3 separate regions of the Mus musculus genome follow, and regions 1 and 3 are each linked to region 2. A link is a loop called in an ENCODE intact Hi-C map of the cell type or tissue named here. Cell type or tissue: gastrocnemius. All regions are shown on one strand. Each heading gives the region's core, and the rest is flanking DNA. Links, peaks and the distances in the headings are about the cores only. Region 1 has its middle 45 kb from the start of Nnmt. Region 2 holds the start of Gm39334 (a long non-coding RNA gene). Region 3 has its middle 14 kb from the start of Nnmt.

Region 1 (5,326 bases), core at 1,141-3,640, 100 kb before region 2:
GGTCCAACTCTTGGTCCTGGTCTACATTCTTCTCAAAGTCACATGGAGTATTTATTTAGACAGGGACTATACTCATCCAGAAAATGCACTTTAGCAAATATAGGAGAATCTGAATTCCACAATCTCAGCTTTTAGACCACAATGAACTTAAACTAGCAATCAAGAAAAGAAAAACAGCTGGAAAATCCCAAAGTTAAAAACACAAAGTTCCATGACTTACTCTCAAGAGAATTTTTAAAAAATCAAACTGAATGAAAATATAACCTACCAACTTACATGGGATGCATCAAGAACAGTACTAAGAGGAAGATCTGTGTTAGGGAAAACTGGGGTGGTAATCTAAATCCTACAATTAAGCTTTTGCCTCTGGAAACTAGGAAAAGAGAAAAATAAATTCAAAGTAGGTAGAACAAAAGTAAAAAAAAAATGATAGCACCATTAACAAGAACTATCATGGGCCACTGCCTACAAACATGATGACCAAGAGGACACTGACTCATTCCTTAGAAACCAGTCTGTCAAGATTCACTCAAGAAAAAAAATGGACACTCTGAAATGGGCTCATATCTACAAAGGAAATTTAATCAATAGACAACAGACTATGTTACGAAAGAGTCCATTGGTGAATTCTACCAAATTTAAAGAGGAAATTTTACCAAATGTCCTAAATACTTTCCCAGAAGCCAGAAGCAGAGGGGAAAGTTCCTCATGTGCTCTATCATCCATCATCACCTTAGTAGCAGAGCCAGACAAAGGCCTTACACAAATATAAAACTATTAACCATGGTCAGCCATGGAAGACAGATGTAAAAACCACATTTTGAAAAACGAAAGCCAACAACAACAACAAAAAAAGATTATGTACCATGGCCAAATGAGATTTATCCCAGTTATGCAAAGCTGCTTCAACATTTATACATCAGTCCATCATATCAACAGGGGAAAGGGGAAAAGAGTCATATCACCATATTAATAGATTCATAGCAAATGGATAATGAGAAAAACTTTTAGCAGATAGGACTAGAGGAAAAGGTCTTTAACTTGATCCTGTCTATAAAAACCCTACAGATTAATATCTTACTTAATGGCGAGAAACTAGCCTTGTTCACACTACAGTGTGAATACCACGTAGGCATCCAAATGTGAAGAAAGCAGTCGTGATACAATTCCTTGGCTCTTTCTAAATGTAACCTGAAGTAGATCTCAGAGCAAATGTAAAACTACAATGCAACACAAGAGGAAGTCTGGGTGACCTTGAATTTGCCTTGACGGAAGTGACATAGAACGCACCGATGACGGGAGCAACCTGTGTGACCACTCCATTCATTTCGAGATCTCACATGGCTCTTTGTTCTTCTCTCTCCAAAGCATGGCAAACTCCATTCTCCTTTCTTGTGTATCCAGGGGCCTGGAAGTCCTGCCTATACCTTCTGCCCAGCAACTGGCCCATGGCTTTCTTTACTGATAAATCAAGAACAGATTGGGGAATAGGACTTTAGCATCAGAGCTGCACCCTACAATGGGGGACCCTTAGAACTCAACAAGAAGAAGCAACCCAATTAAAAATGAGCCAAGGGGCTTAAGCTGTCGATCCTCAAAGAGCACAGATGACAGCAAATAACTAGAAAGGATGCTCCACACTATGTCATTGGGAAATGAAAACTAGAACAGCAGTGAGCAGAGCCCAAATCCAGAACCTAGGACCCCACTGGCATACAAGGTGGATGGATGGCAGTGAGCATTCTCTGTCGGAGCTGGCAGGCATGAGAGGGCCAAGTCATTTACAAGAGAATCAGCAAGCTACAACTACTCTTAGCAGGTGAGTAGTGCCAGCAACTGCACTCTGGCCTTTACCCCATGAGGAAAACGAGTATCCATATAAAATTCTGCACATGGGTGTTTATGGCACTTTTTTTTTTTTATCATTTCCTACACTTGGAAGTAACCAGGGTATTCCTCAGTAGATCACTAGATAAAGACATTTTAGTATTTCTGGGTAATGGGGGAAAACTAAAACATATACTACTGTTTTTGGGTGTAGATTACAGGTAAAGCACTTGCTTAGCACGTTTGAGACCTGGTGTTTAATACACACCCCCAACACACAAACCACACACAACCACACACACACACACAAACACACACACACACACACACACACACACACACACACACACACACACACCATATATAAATTACTAAATTGAAGACACTAATCGGAAAAGGCTATATCCTATATAATTCCAAATATTTATGTTTCTAGAGAAGGTAAAGTATGGTTGCTTTCTCCCTCTGCCTTGGAGATGTCTTTCCCCAAGTGGCCACAAGATGGCTGCCAGTAGCTTTCGGTAATCAGGCACACTTTCACCTACTGAAGATGAAAGGTCCCTAGATTGGTTTGTAAGGAAGAATAAGGACACTCTCTTCCAGAATCCTGAGAAAACATGTTTGTCATCTACATTCGTGGGTCCTGTGCTTTTCCTTCATCAGCCACAAGTAGGAGGGCTGTGCCAGTTGCTCATTTCTAGACCTGAGTGTGGAGTCAGCCTTCATGAAGACTTCCCTCTGTCTCACAAATCTCAGAGGCCAGAGAGATGGCTCAGCAGGTGAAGAATGGTCCCACCAAGGCTGATGGCCTGGATTTAATCCCTGAGACATACATTGTCCTCTGACCTCCATATGCTTGCTGTGGCCCATGTGTCTTCCCATCACCTAGCCCCAAATAAATAAATGTCTCTTTCTATAATTAAAGAAACTGTCCAAGAAAAGTATCCCCAGTTTCTTTCTGTTTTGCATGGTCCACTCCCCTCACCACCTGCCAAGAAACGTATGTAGCAGATGTGCAGCTCAGTCTTCATATGGTCTTCCTGTGCGTCCCCCAACAACTGGAGAGTAGCGGGGGATTGTCCCTAAATCTGTTGCCTATCTGTGGAATCATGTCCTCTAACTGAGCAGCCTTGTCTGGGCTCAATGGGAGAGGATGCGTCTAGTCCCGCAGAAACTTGATGTGCCAGAGTGGGGTGATACCCAGGAGGAGCCTCCCCCTTCTCAGGGGAGGAGGGAAGGGGTTGGGGGACTGTGCGAGGTGGGGACCAAGAGGAGGGGGGCTGCGATCGTGATGTAAAATAAATAATTAAGTAATTAAATAAAGTAAAACATCCCTGTTAAAATTTATAGTATGAAATCTAAAGGTGGCAATATTTTCTAATCCAGAGAGCTCCCAAATAATTGGGTCAGAGGCCAATTTATAGTATGAAATTTAAAGGTCGCAATATTTTCTAATCCAGATAGTTCCCAAATAATTGGGTCAGAGGCCTATTGATTTATAAACAATAATAACAACAAAAAAGTCCCACTGTGTGAGGGAGGGAAGGACAGTCATTGTAATCAGGATGCTGAATTGAGGAACTGGGTGTCTCGTGTTCAGATCAGCACACTTCCTCTGGAGAGAATCACTTCCTCTTTTCCTTTCTCTGACCTTACAGGACGAGACTTAGAGGTAAAGAGGCAAAAGTGTAGGGGAAGTCCAACCCTGTCTAGTTCTGGAGATGTGCTTATTGTCTGCTTGCCTCTAGGAGCTGACAGGTGCACCTCCTGTGAAGGACCAGTGCGCATGCGTAGAGTTCCTATGTCTTTTTCTTCCTCTGTCAAAAGTAAGCCATCTGATTAAGGCTGCCTACTGATGATGTGCTTTGGTCTCTCCAAATGGCAACTCCAGCTAAAAAGAACTTATGTCTTGGGCTAGCAAGACGGCCTCATGACTAAAGACATGCCTGCTGCCAAGACTGATATCCTGAGTCCAGTCCCTGGGACCCACATAATGAAAGTAGAAAACCAATTCCCTCAAAACACACACATACACACCCCACCACCACCACCACCACCACACAGTTGAGGAGAAAAATACCAGGGGTTGGGGAGAATGATTTGAAAATATTAATTTAAAAAAGGGAAAGAAAAGAAAAGAAAAGAAAAGAAAAAAAAAGAAAAGAAAAGAAGGAAGAAGAAGGAGGAGGAGGAGGAGGTGGTCATGTCTTGAGTCTGCCCCTACTCTACTGGCTCTTCACTTTGCCCCATTGCTTTCACCCACCCATACCTTAGCCCCGGAATGATCTTTGTGTCCACTGCTGTACTGTCACTCTCAGGTGACAACTGTGACATGATGATCATCACTCAAATTTGAAGTTCTAGTCCTAAGGTTTCATTTACTTATCTTATTTCATTCTTATCTCTCCTCTTCCATATCTTTTTTATTTCATCTTTTAAAGTTTTAGCCTAGGTTGGCTTCAAATTCATGGTGATCTTCCTGCCTCAGGCCCTGAACATGTTCACCTTTCTGTTTTTCAAGACAAAATACTATTTTAATAGCCTCTCTTAAAAAGTGTGTCTGAGCCAAGCACCAAGGCACATATTTCAATCCCAGCATTCAGAAGGCAGGGGCAGGGGCAGGGGCAGGGGCAGGGGCAGGGGCAGGGGCAGGGGCAGGGGAGGCAGAGGAGGCAGAGGAGGCAGAGGAGGCAGAGGAGGCAGAGGAGGCAGAGGCAGAGGCAGAGGCATCTCTGTGAGTTCATGGCCAGTCTGATCAACATAGTAAGTTTCAGGACAACCAGAACTACATAGAGAGGCCCTGTCTAAAACATTAAAACAATGCATGTCTGAAATTCTACCACAATTGAGACACACACACACACAAACACACATACACACAGAGACACACATATATGTATATGCATCAATATACATGTTTCTCTCTCTACACACACACAAATGAGAGAGAGAGAGAGAGAAAGAGAGAGAGAGAAAGGAAGGAGGAAGAGGAGGAAGAGGAGGAAGAGGAAGAGAGAGGAGAGAGAAACTGTGATTCTTTGTATAACTTTAGCTGTCATGTAACTAACTCTGTAGACCAGGCTGTCCTTGAACTCAGAGATCCACCTCTACCTCCCAAGTGTTGGGATTAAAGGTATGCACCACCACACCTGGCTTGTACTGATATATTTTTGTACTGTTATATTTTTAAGCACTGGAAACAATATACAAAAGACCTGTTTGCTCTTAATGGCCAACCCAAACATAAAAAGTCAAAGAACAAGGAGGCCTGTAGATTGAGTTTATCCCTTGTATTTAACAAAAGAGCAAAACAAAACCAATAACAACAAGCCTCTGCAGTTTGTTGCCTATACCTGATGGAAGGCTGAAGTGGCCAGGATAAACAATCTCAAATAACAGTCAATCCCCTGCCTCTGAATTGGGGTCCACAGGGAAGTTTCCCCAAATTTGGAGAAAATAGTAAGGGTATGTGTTTTATACCACAGTTTCCAGGATTCTA
Region 2 (5,326 bases), core at 1,651-4,150:
AGGGGAAGGACACAGTTAAGGGCGTGGGAGGATGGAGGGTGTGGCTACAATATCTTGGTGTCTCCAAGGCTAACTGCAAGTTGAAAACAATTAGTTTGATTTTAATTAAATCTTAAATTTCAAGTTGATTTGGAGAACATAAATATATGTTTTCTGTGGCTAACAGCTTTTTAGACAAACATAGCATGTATTTTTTTATATACTGAGTAACTGAAAGACGTGGGGATAGGGTGCTGTAGGCTGTTGCTAAATCATTCTTCGTTCATGTGGAAGAATTCCCTGGGCTTTGGGAAATATATATCTTGAACTACTTAGCTAACTAGATGGCCAGTATACATAAATATTTTAGAGTATTATTTAGTAGATAGTAAGAAAATCAGGCTAAGGACTCACTGCTTCAATTTGTTTTAAACTATTCATATTGACAGTTTAATTATATATTATATATATATAATTTATTTCTTCTTCCTCCTCCTTCTTCTCCTCCTTCTTCTTCTCCTTTTTTTTTTTTTTTTTTTTTTTTGAGACAGGATTTCTCCGTGTAGCCATAGCTGTCCTGGAACTCACTCTGTAGACCAGGCTGGCCTCGAGCTCAGAAATCCGCCTGCCTCTGCCTCCCGAGTGCTGGGATTAAAGGCGTGCAACACCACTGCCCAACTATATTCTTCTTTTGAAGAACCTAACTTTGCTGGTTGTTCTAGAAGTGGAGTGCTCAGGTCTCTGGCCTCACTGCACTCACCGACTTAAGATTCTGGCAGACATTGTGCACATGCTACGGTGCTGAGGTAATGGCTCCTGGTGCGGGGCTGAGGAAGCTGTGAAGAAGGCAGAGTCACAGAAAACAGTGGTGTTAAGTAGCAAAGGGTATGCCGTATTCCGGAGACCATCGGGGCATCTGCTGATGGAACATGATGAGTGAGGGAAGGGAGACCCCAGATTCTGCTGAAGAGTAAGTGTTTACTGAGAGGGTGGGTGGGTCTAGCCTGTAGTATGTGTTTGCCGAGAGGGTGAATGGGCCTTGCCTGCTACAGCTGTGATTCTGTCAGGTCCTTATAAACAAAAGGGAACAAAACCTCTACATGATGATGATGAATAAGGGGATGGTGCCCAATCTGGTCAGTTGAAGCTCTATAGTGTCTCACTTGGGTATCCAGACTTGAAGCCATGTTATTCCAGGCAAACACACAGGGGCCTGCTGTGTGGTTCAGGATACTGACTAGTCTATATTGGGAGTCCTTAGAGTTACCGTGTGTGTGTGTGTGTGTGTGTGTGTGTGTGTGTGTGTGTGTGTGTGTGTGTGTATGCGTGTGCACTGGCTATATCACACGTATGTTGAGGCCAGAGGTTGACATCAATGCCTTCCTCAGTTGCTCTCCACTTAGTTTTCTGACAAGGTCTCTCACTGAACCCGGAGCTTCCTGAGTTGCCGGCTGCCCAGTGGTCCACAGAAGTCCACAGGTTCTGTCTTCCCAGTCCTGGGATTCAGGTACACAACACTGTGTGCACCCTGAGCCTCTCCCAGCCTTCTGTTTGCATGGCAGGCTCTTTACTGACTAAACTCTGTCTCCAGACCTTGAAGACCTGTCTTGATATTAAGTAAATTTTTCCCCTATTAGTCTCCTCAGAGTTAATAGAGTGAAGATTGGAAAAAGCTCAGATTTGAGTGGGATCCTTCAGGAAAGTGTAAAGGGACTGAGGGCTGACAGGGGCAGAGGTTGCAGGAGTGCAGATGAGTAATGACATTGTAAAGCTTTGCATGTAAGCTTTCTTCTCTCTTCTTTTCTTTTCTTAAATTTTATTTATTTGTGTGTGTGTGTGTGTGCAAGTGTGCACACGTGCATGCTTGTGCACCACACCTGTCATTGTGTGAGTGTGAAGGTCTGGGGACAGTTTGCAGCATTTCTTTCCACCCTGTAGGTCCTGGGGACTGAGCTGACATCTTCAGATGTTTAGGATTTACCTGTATTTACCAGGTTTTTAGACCTGGTCTTTCATTTACAGAAGAGAAGGGTATTTATTTAAACGTTTAAAATACTTTTCATATGTGTGAATGCTTTGCCTTAGTGTATATCTGTGCACCATGTGTGTGTATATTAGGTGCCTGTGAAGGCCAGAAGCTGCAGTCACAGGCTGTTGTGAGCTGCCCTGTGGGAGCCGAAGCTAGATCTTCTGGAGGAGTCGCCTGTGCGCTCAACCGCTGACCCATCTCTCTTGCCACCTACAAGTCTTATTTTTGAACATTGAAACACAATATGGCATGACTTATGCATATAAAATATCCCTCAAGTATGTGTTCATTGTAATTTTTAAAAATAAAAAAATAGATTATGTATATGGGTAGTTTGCCTGTATGTGTTTATCTGAGTGAGATGTGTGTGCCTGGTGCCTGAGCCGGGCAGAAGAGGATGTCAGAATTCCCCAGGAACTGGATGGAGTTCCAGGCAGTTGTAAGATGCCATATAGATGTCGGATTCAAACCCGAGTACTCTGAAAGAGCAGCAAGTGCTTGTACCACTGAGACATCTCTCTAGTCCCTCATGATTGGTTTTTAACATTTATTTTATTTTTATTTATGTGTTCTCTATATTTGGGTCATGTGAGTGCAGGTGCATATGAAGGCCAGAAGAGGGCGCTAGATCCCCTGGAGCTTGGGTTATAGGTAGTTGTAAGCCACATGATCTTATTGCTAAGAATCAAACTCAGGTCCTCTGGGAGAGCAGCAAGCACTTTGGGACTGTCTCACTAGCTCTGGCTGACCTGGAACTTCTTATGTAGACCAACCTGGCTTTGAACTCACAGAGATGCTCATGCCTCAGCCTCCTGAGTGCTGGGATTAAACTAATATACCACCGTGCCTGGCTTATGATATACTTGTGACAGTGAAGTAAAGATAGCTTAGTGGGCTGCACAAACAAGACCTGAGTTCGAATCCCTGGCACCTACATAAAAAAGCTAGATGTGGCTGAAAACACTGTAATTCCAGCACTCTTTGGAGCAGGGACATGTTCATTGGGACTTGTAAATATATGTATATATATTTGTGGTCACACAAATCTAAAAAATTTTCCAGTAGTGTTTTATTTGTATGAACTCTTAAAAATTCTCCTTAAGATGAGTGTCATTTTGTAGATTGTATTTTGGTGTTAAGATATATAGGTTTGCTAAATCTATTCTCCCTCCCTCTCTTTCTTATAACAGAGCTGCATTAGACTTCCCACGCATAGTCTTTATGCAGGTAATTTTTATGACAGTTATTGAATAAATTTGTTGCTTGTAGCTTGAAACAACAAAATGTACTTAGATGAATAAAAAGTACCTTTATTGAAATCCCCGCAGTGAAAATAATTTTGAAACTGCAATTTGAAGCTCTATTCTGTTCCTCCCTTTTCCTATTATAGTCTTGATTTTAGTGTCTCTATTTGAAAGCCCAAGGCTCCCTGGTTCTGTAATCATCCTGGGATTATAGCCTGTGATTTGGTGTTTTTATCAGTGATTTGGTGTTAATTTTGACTAGCACTAGCATTGTGCAAGGGAGCACATTTCCTTGTCCTTCCATGAACAATCATAGAAAATAGTCAAAAATAATTTTTTGGCAATTTAAGAGGAGGTACAGATTTTTTTTTCAATTTTATCCATTTCTTCACTTAAAAACTTTGGCTTTTTAAAAAAAATACACTTCCTGTGTATAATTGCCACTCTTCACGAATGTTTTTGTCTTTATTTTCTGTTATAGAAGCAGTGCATCTTTTTAAAGTATATAAAACCCTATCGATATATTTAGGATTCTATCATCCCTTCTTGCAAACACTCCCCCAGTGTACCATCCGCCTCTTAACTGTAACTTAGCCTTTTCCTTTACACGTTGGAGATTTTCACTCCTATGTATGTGTCTGTGTGAGTGTGTGCTTCTGTGTGTTCATGTACCCGAGGAGTTGTGACCTGCCTGGCCTGACAGGGACTGGACTCAAGCTTGGGTTCTTTGGAAGAACAGCAAGGGCCTTCCCTGCTGAGCCAGCTCTGCAGCCCCTGGCTTTGTTGTTTTTTTGGTTTTTGTTTATTGTCTTGTCACCTCCCACCTGTCTCTCGGTCTCACTGTCAAGGGCAAAAGTCTCTTGCTTTTCTCCTTCCATGTAGACTCTTCTTTTATTACGAGGCACAGGCGATCTTACCGTGATGCCGGATGTGGCTTGTAGAATTGACCTGGAGGGTGAAGGGTATGAGTTCTGGCCTTGGCTGGTTCCGTTACGTCACTGAACATCCCATCCGGTCAGACAAGTTTGGAATACTCGGTGACTCTGGAATAGCTTCTTCCTTCCTTCCTTTCTTTCTTTCTTTCTTTCTTTCTTTCTTTCTTTCTTTCTTTCTTTCTTTCTTTCTTTCTTTCTTTCTTTCTTTCTTTCTTTCTTCCTTCCTTCCTTCCTTCCTTCCTTCCTTCCTTCCTTCCTTCCTTCCTTCCTTCCTTCCTTCCTTCCTCCCTCCCTCCCTCTCTCTCTCTCTCTCTCTCTCTTTCTTTCTTTCTTTTTTTAAGTTTATTATTTTGTTTTATGTGTATGGGTGTTTTGCTTCTGTATATGTCTGTACAACAAGTGTTCCTGGCATCAGAGGAGGCTAGACGAAGGGATCAGATCTCCTTGATGTAGGTGCTGAGACTAGAACCCAGGTCTTTTAGAACAACAGTCAGTGCGCTTAACCACCCAGCCATCTCTCCAATCTGAGTCTTTCTTAAGATGCATTGGTGGCCCCCAAGTTTATACAGATCAAGGAAACAGAACCTTCTGACTCTTTGTATAAATTTGATCTCAAGTGACTTATTTATTTATTTATTTATTTAATGTATATGAGTACGCTGTAGCTGTCTTCAGACACACCAGAAGAGGGCAGAGGATCCCATTATTGATGGTTGTGAGCCACCATGTGGTTGCTGGGACTTGAACTCAGGACCTCTGGAAGAACAGTCAGTGCTCTTAACTACTGAGCCATCTCTCCAGCCCCTCAGGTGACTTCTATACGTGTCACAAAGCCTTATCAAAAGATTTCAGGGTAAACATTTGTCTATACGTGAGAGGATAACATTGACATTTGTCAAGGTCAGACCTTCAGTGGATATACAGGCTGCTAGGGTTTTTATGTTGTAAAAAATAAATAAATTAAAACAAAATCCAGGACTAAAAACCTCCCAGTTTCTATTAAGTTTCTAAGCATATTATTTTTCAACTAAATTCAGTTTATTTATCTTTTTTTTTTTTTTAACTCCTGCTTTTGTTGAGCAAAACTGAATGTTTTCTTTTGTGGAGACAGGCTCTGTCATTGAGGAAATCCATTCTAA
Region 3 (5,326 bases), core at 1,769-4,268, 160 kb before region 2:
TGTTATCCCAACAGCAAACTCCAGAACCTTCACACCAAACTTGAGGAATCTCTGTGGGCCTCACAAGGTAGCCTTTGCCTGTTGAGGTTTGCAAAACACAGAGAAGCCCTTCTCTGGGATTGTGACTGGGGGGGTGGAATCACCAGTCATACAAGGATAGTGGGTGGAATAGAATCTTTTGACCTCAGAATTTCAAACAATGAGGAAGAGGTACCATGGTGTCTCCATTCCCCAGATATATCCCTCCCAGTAGCACAAGGCAATTGCAGTTGATCTCAGACCCTGATAGCTTTTTAACCTGCAACCTTAAAAATAAATACAGAACTGGGAAGATTGTCTAAGAACTTGCTTTCTTTATATATCAACACAAGTGATACGCTGAGAAGGCTGTCCGTAAGAAGTTACGGCTCATGACCACGTGGTTTCAGTCACTGGGTAGGGCTTGTGGCAGGGGACACTAATAGCAAAGGATTGGAGTCACTGTACGGCCTCAGAAAAGGCTGTGGGCTCATAAGGCAGCTCTACTGACTTCAGGCAGAGTCTCTGTTTCCCCTTGTACTTGCTTGAGTTCTCTGACACTGTAGATCAGGCAGAGGACAAACAGGCTGAGTGTCCGGCATCTTCTGTAGAGGAAATACATGAACAAAACAAACACAGCTCAGGGTCAGTGGTCCCTGGGCTTGGCAGGTAGCTAGCTTCGTGGCCATATCTCCCTGTGGGTTTCACTTTCTTCATCTGTAAGATGTGTGACTGAGACTCCGTCAGTTTACAATAGGGAGAGAGCGGAGAGTGACAGGGAACACACATTTGTCCTATGAGTTGAGCATTGCCCAGTAGGACACACTTTCCCTTCCAGAGAGAGTGCTGCAGCCAGGTACTCGGGTATCGCAAATGGCCTGAGAGATGAGGGTATTCTACATGATGCTTGTGTGCCTCGCTTTGGCTATCAGACTGTTGGAACAATGGACCCCCAAGAAGTTGATTTCCCACCGCCAGTCTGCCCACTTTGCTCTCTCCATTAACGTGTTTTATTCAGAGCCCTAATGGCAAATGCTTTCCATGTTATTATATGAGATTGCCAGGTAAATAGAGATGTTTACTTCAAACAGGGAAATTTACAATACACTCCACTAATGGCTTGGGATGGAGAAAAAAGTTGAACCAGAGACATAAAACTACACTCCCCCCATACTTTTCAGGGCTTTGCAGGTTTCTATGGCATAAGGAGGGGTAAGCTCCCACCATCTCCCTTTAAAGGTAATTTGGGATTTGCACAATGTTTTTAATGATCCCGGAATTGTGTTTAAAACCCTACAAATTCCAGGCAGACGCTGTACCACCAGGCAGATGCTGTACCACCAACCATGTCCCCAGCCCTCTCCTCTGTCATGTTTGCCTTTGAAAGAGGCTTTCACTACGTTGTCCAGGCTGACTTTGAACTCCCTCCCTCACCCAGAAAGGCATGACAGAGTCACACACGTGCACATGGATACTGTTATGACGCTTGCCTTCCTGTTGTTCTAGGAGGACTCTTGTCAAAGAAGCACACTGTGTGCCTGCTGTGTAAGGCTCTGCCCTCATTCTAGTTGGGTGGGGAAGATACAGCAGATAATAACAAATAAAGACCAATGCTTTTATGGGATAATCCTTGAAAAAGAATAAGCAGAGTTGTACCACAGGGGATAACAGAGGCTGGGGAAGGCTGGAAACTGGAAACTGGTAGAAACACATCAGAACGTAAGATCCCATAGGCAAATGACATGAGTACAGGGTCTATATACCTGGCGCTGAGCCCAAGCCTCATTCTGCAGAAGAACTCCTTGGACAGGAATTGCTTCTGGAACTCAGGTGTGCTGGCTCACGCCTGCAAGCCCACCCCTGAGGAAGCCGAGAGAGGAGGATTTCCATGATTTTAAAGCCTGTTCCTGGGCTACACGACAAATACCAGACCAACCTGGGTTATGGTGTCAGTGTCCAAAGACGGCAGGGAGGGGCCCTAGAGAAATGGCTCAGCAGTTGAGAGTGTTTTCTGTTCTTGTGGATGACCTGGGTTCAGACACCCACATTAAACAGCTCATGACTACCTGTAACTCCAGTTCCAGAGGACCTAATACCACCTTCTGGCCTCTACAGATACCGGGTACACATGTAGTGCAAATAAACTCATGAAAACACACACACACACATACACACACACACACACACACACACACACACACACACAGAGAGAGAGAGAGAGAGAGAGAGAGAGAGAGAGAAAGAGAGAGAGAGAGAGAGAGAAAGAGAGAGAGAGAGAGAGAAATTTTGAAAAGAAAAAAATGCTTCTCTAGGCAGGATCTATAGGCAGAATGGAGCTGCTCACAGGATGGACCAGTCTGAGGCTCCCACAGAGAAGTTGCCTTTTAACTTGTCAGCCTTCCCTTCTTCCCCTCAGGTCACCCCTTGAATATCTGTCTCTAATTGTGAATACTGGCCTGTAAGGGGCTTTTTCTTCTGGTCATAACAGAATGCTGCCTGGATGTTGCCCTGTAGCCATGACAACCAGAGCAGTATAATACAGAAGTAGCCAGATCTCTGGGGGGATGATCATGGCACCACCTCCTAGGGAGGGTCAGAAGATGCTCCCCTGTATTTCAGCCCTCACTCCCTTCCCTAGCCCCAAGGGAACTTGGGGGATGCTAAAGAATATGGAAGTGAAAGGTTGATCAAAGGCAGGACTCCACGATGCAGCCTCCATGAGGTCAATACCCATGATGGGTTGGGTCTTTTGTGGTGATATGTCTGTTTGGAGCCACCTACTCTCCTGTAAGTAACCCATTACCTGTGCTCTGCAGGAAAGGCCAAAACAAACAAACAACCAAACAACCAAACCAAATCAAATCAAATCAAACCAAACAAACAACCCCCCCCCCCAAAAAAAAAGAAAAAAAAGAAAGAAAACCCAACAACACTGAGCTCACCAAGCTGGATTTTGGGAAATCATATTTTGACCTTGCGCTGGTGCCTTTCTGGAGTGCCTGGACATGGGTTTACATTTTTCCAGGAAAAGCTATTAAGACACAAAGCCCTTGGGAGGCTACAGGATGACTCTCAGACCAGTGGGATCAGATCGGGAGTTTTCTTGGTTTTTCTTTCTTTGGGCACAAGGGGGCAGCAGAGCTCTGAATTTAGCAGGCTTCAGGATCAACATGGCCAGGAAGAGTCTTCCTCCCCGCTTCCTTTGCCAGACCACTCACTCCTTGCTTAATGCCTCTTGTCCTCCTAGATCCCAAGCCCTGAATGGGATAATCAGGAAGAGGAAGGGTGCAGGCAGCACAGAAATGCGCCCTTCACTCCAGCATGCGCAGTAGTGACTTCCCCTGCCTCCACAGCGGGGGCCCAGGACACTTCATCTCCCTCTGGGAGGGACGAGATACCAGAGCACAGTCACACCAGATGACCTTTGCAAGAGAAAGTTTTTTCAGCCCTCAAACCTCCCGAAGACCAGAGATTTGGGGCAAGCCAAGCCCAGTGGGCAAGGCATACCCAGGCCATTCTATTCTGCAATCATTAAGGCCAGAGCAAGTATGCTGTCCTTTGTGAGGGATGGAAAGCCTAGTGGTGGCTGGTGATGGGAGGGTTCAGGCAAGGAGCCAGGCAGTGTGAGCAAGAGCTTAAAGTCAAGAAACCATGTGGGCGCTGAGAGAGTTCCAGTTCAAAGAGGCAAGCCCTTAGTGTTGCAACCAAGAATAGACTCGTGCCCCCACGAGCTGGCTAAGCGCCTCTTTGGCCAGTTGAAAGCGCTTTCCAAACAACTTGGTACATTTCCATGCGTGCTTTTGGAAAGCTGACTCTGCAGGCAAGGGGCAGCAGGGATTGGAGGCAGGGAAGGAGAATTGGAGGCCAGGAAATGGATTTTAAAGCGGTCTTTTTCCTTGCGTGGGTGGTGGATCCATTTCTCTGTGCCCAGATAAGCATTTCTTCTGCAAACTGTGAACCAATAGACCAACACTGATGAAGGTGGCTGAACTGATTAGACATGCCTGTACCTCACCCAAACTTAACACGGTTTTTAGAAGCAAAAACTGCAATCGGAAAAAAAAATGCTTAATTAGGGTCCATCAAAATTAGGTTTCTGATGGAGTCAATCTGAGTAGGCAGACAGGCCAAAGGAAATTCTTGCAACAGATACAAACCAGTGGCCGATCCTGGCTAGAAGAGACAGAGAAGGTTTGCAGTTCCAGCAACAACAAGATAAGCAAAGACCAAAAGGACTGAAGGTGTGGCTGGGAAGTTAACAGAGGAGATTTCCACAGCAAGTGAGAATGGATTTTTGGCAGAGAGTATTTAACTTTTTCTTTACTTGTGAGAAGGGACTGGAGGGGGGTGGAGGCCAGAGCAGCTCCCAGCCTCCTTGTCCTAAGGGATCAGTGGATGGCCTTGCTTGGGCCAGATTCTGCAACCTTCTGATCCATCCCCATTTTTCTCTCCTTTTCTAATGCCCCAACTCTGGGATCCTGGCTGATCAAAGAGCCATACAAGAGAAGAAATCTGAGTGTCGAATGGCCACAGGCTGCCTCCCAAACCTCCACCCACTCACTGGGGGGGGGGGGGGAGAGAACACAAATGAGCATTTATTTTGTGAAGCCTGTGATCTGTGATCTTCAAGGCTCATCACATTGTTTAGCTTAACTCACTGACATGCAGGCTTAGCTGCAGTCAAATTTCTCAGAGAAAAGCAAAAAGCATTAAAGTGTATGTAGAATAGAGGCTGGGGAAGTGTAGTGACATAGCAGCTGGTAGGGATATGCTCCCTGTGCCCTGGACCATCCGCTGCCCAACCCTACTTGTCCTTGGGGTCGCAGATGAAATGTCATGGAATCAATGGCACATACTCCAGGAGCAGGTCATGAATGCTGCAGTACACTTGTCTGAATGATGCCGCAAGCTCCTTTAATACCCTCCACCCATGCCCCATTGGTCCCAAGAAAGCATCTCTTTCAAACAGCAGTTCTCAATTGGCTGGCATTGTTTGCATCAGCAATCCTTGGTCTCTCAGGTTTCAATTAGGTCCTCCTGTAAGAGTTGCCTTTGCAGCTGCGCGCGCGCGCGCACACACACACACACACACACACACACACACACACACACACACACACACCCCCTTGTTTATACAGAGGCAGCCACCTCCATTCCTTCTACAGGGACATTGACTGGGGTGGTCTGACTGGGTCAATCTGGTGGCTATATTAGGGCTTAACACTTCCTGTCCCGTTAACCTGTCTCACGTAAATGCCTATTTGGGTCCGTGCAGAGGAGACATAGACCTGGGAGACAATCTGAGTGT

Evidence for each region. Peaks named below come from ENCODE experiments on the same cell type or tissue, not always from the same donor. Only the 100,000 strongest peaks of a DNase experiment are listed, where the experiment ranks them.
Region 1: it touches region 2 in a loop (2.2-fold over the local background); 23 of 42 quality-filtered maps call a loop at or near these places.
Region 3: a loop joins it to region 2, with 2.2 times the contacts of the local background. A loop is called at or near these places in 10 of 42 quality-filtered maps.

The regions. Positions count from the first base shown.
Region 1 is chr9:48,557,007-48,562,332 of GRCm38, reverse strand. It overlaps a transcript of Nnmt not described here. Among named protein-coding and RNA genes, the nearest start is that of Nnmt, 45 kb to the left of the region's middle. In gastrocnemius, for the core only: a CTCF peak has its summit at 2,323 (motif pointing right); a DNase peak (open chromatin) is centred at 2,328.
Region 2 is chr9:48,456,427-48,461,752 of GRCm38, reverse strand. The region is part of intron 4 of Gm39335 (a long non-coding RNA gene); the gene reads right to left. Gm39334 (a long non-coding RNA gene) reads left to right here and starts at 499. Exons shown (of 2, transcript XR_870723.3): 1 at 499-1,486; 2 at 2,098-2,334. In gastrocnemius, for the core only: a CTCF peak has its summit at 2,631 (motif pointing right); no DNase peak of the experiment used is centred there.
Region 3 is chr9:48,616,712-48,622,037 of GRCm38, reverse strand. No RefSeq gene overlaps it. Among named protein-coding and RNA genes, the nearest start is that of Nnmt, 14 kb to the right of the region's middle. In gastrocnemius, for the core only: a CTCF peak has its summit at 3,143 (motif pointing right); DNase peaks (open chromatin) are centred at 3,160 and 3,739; H3K4me3 peaks cover 975 bases; H3K27ac peaks cover 1,191 bases.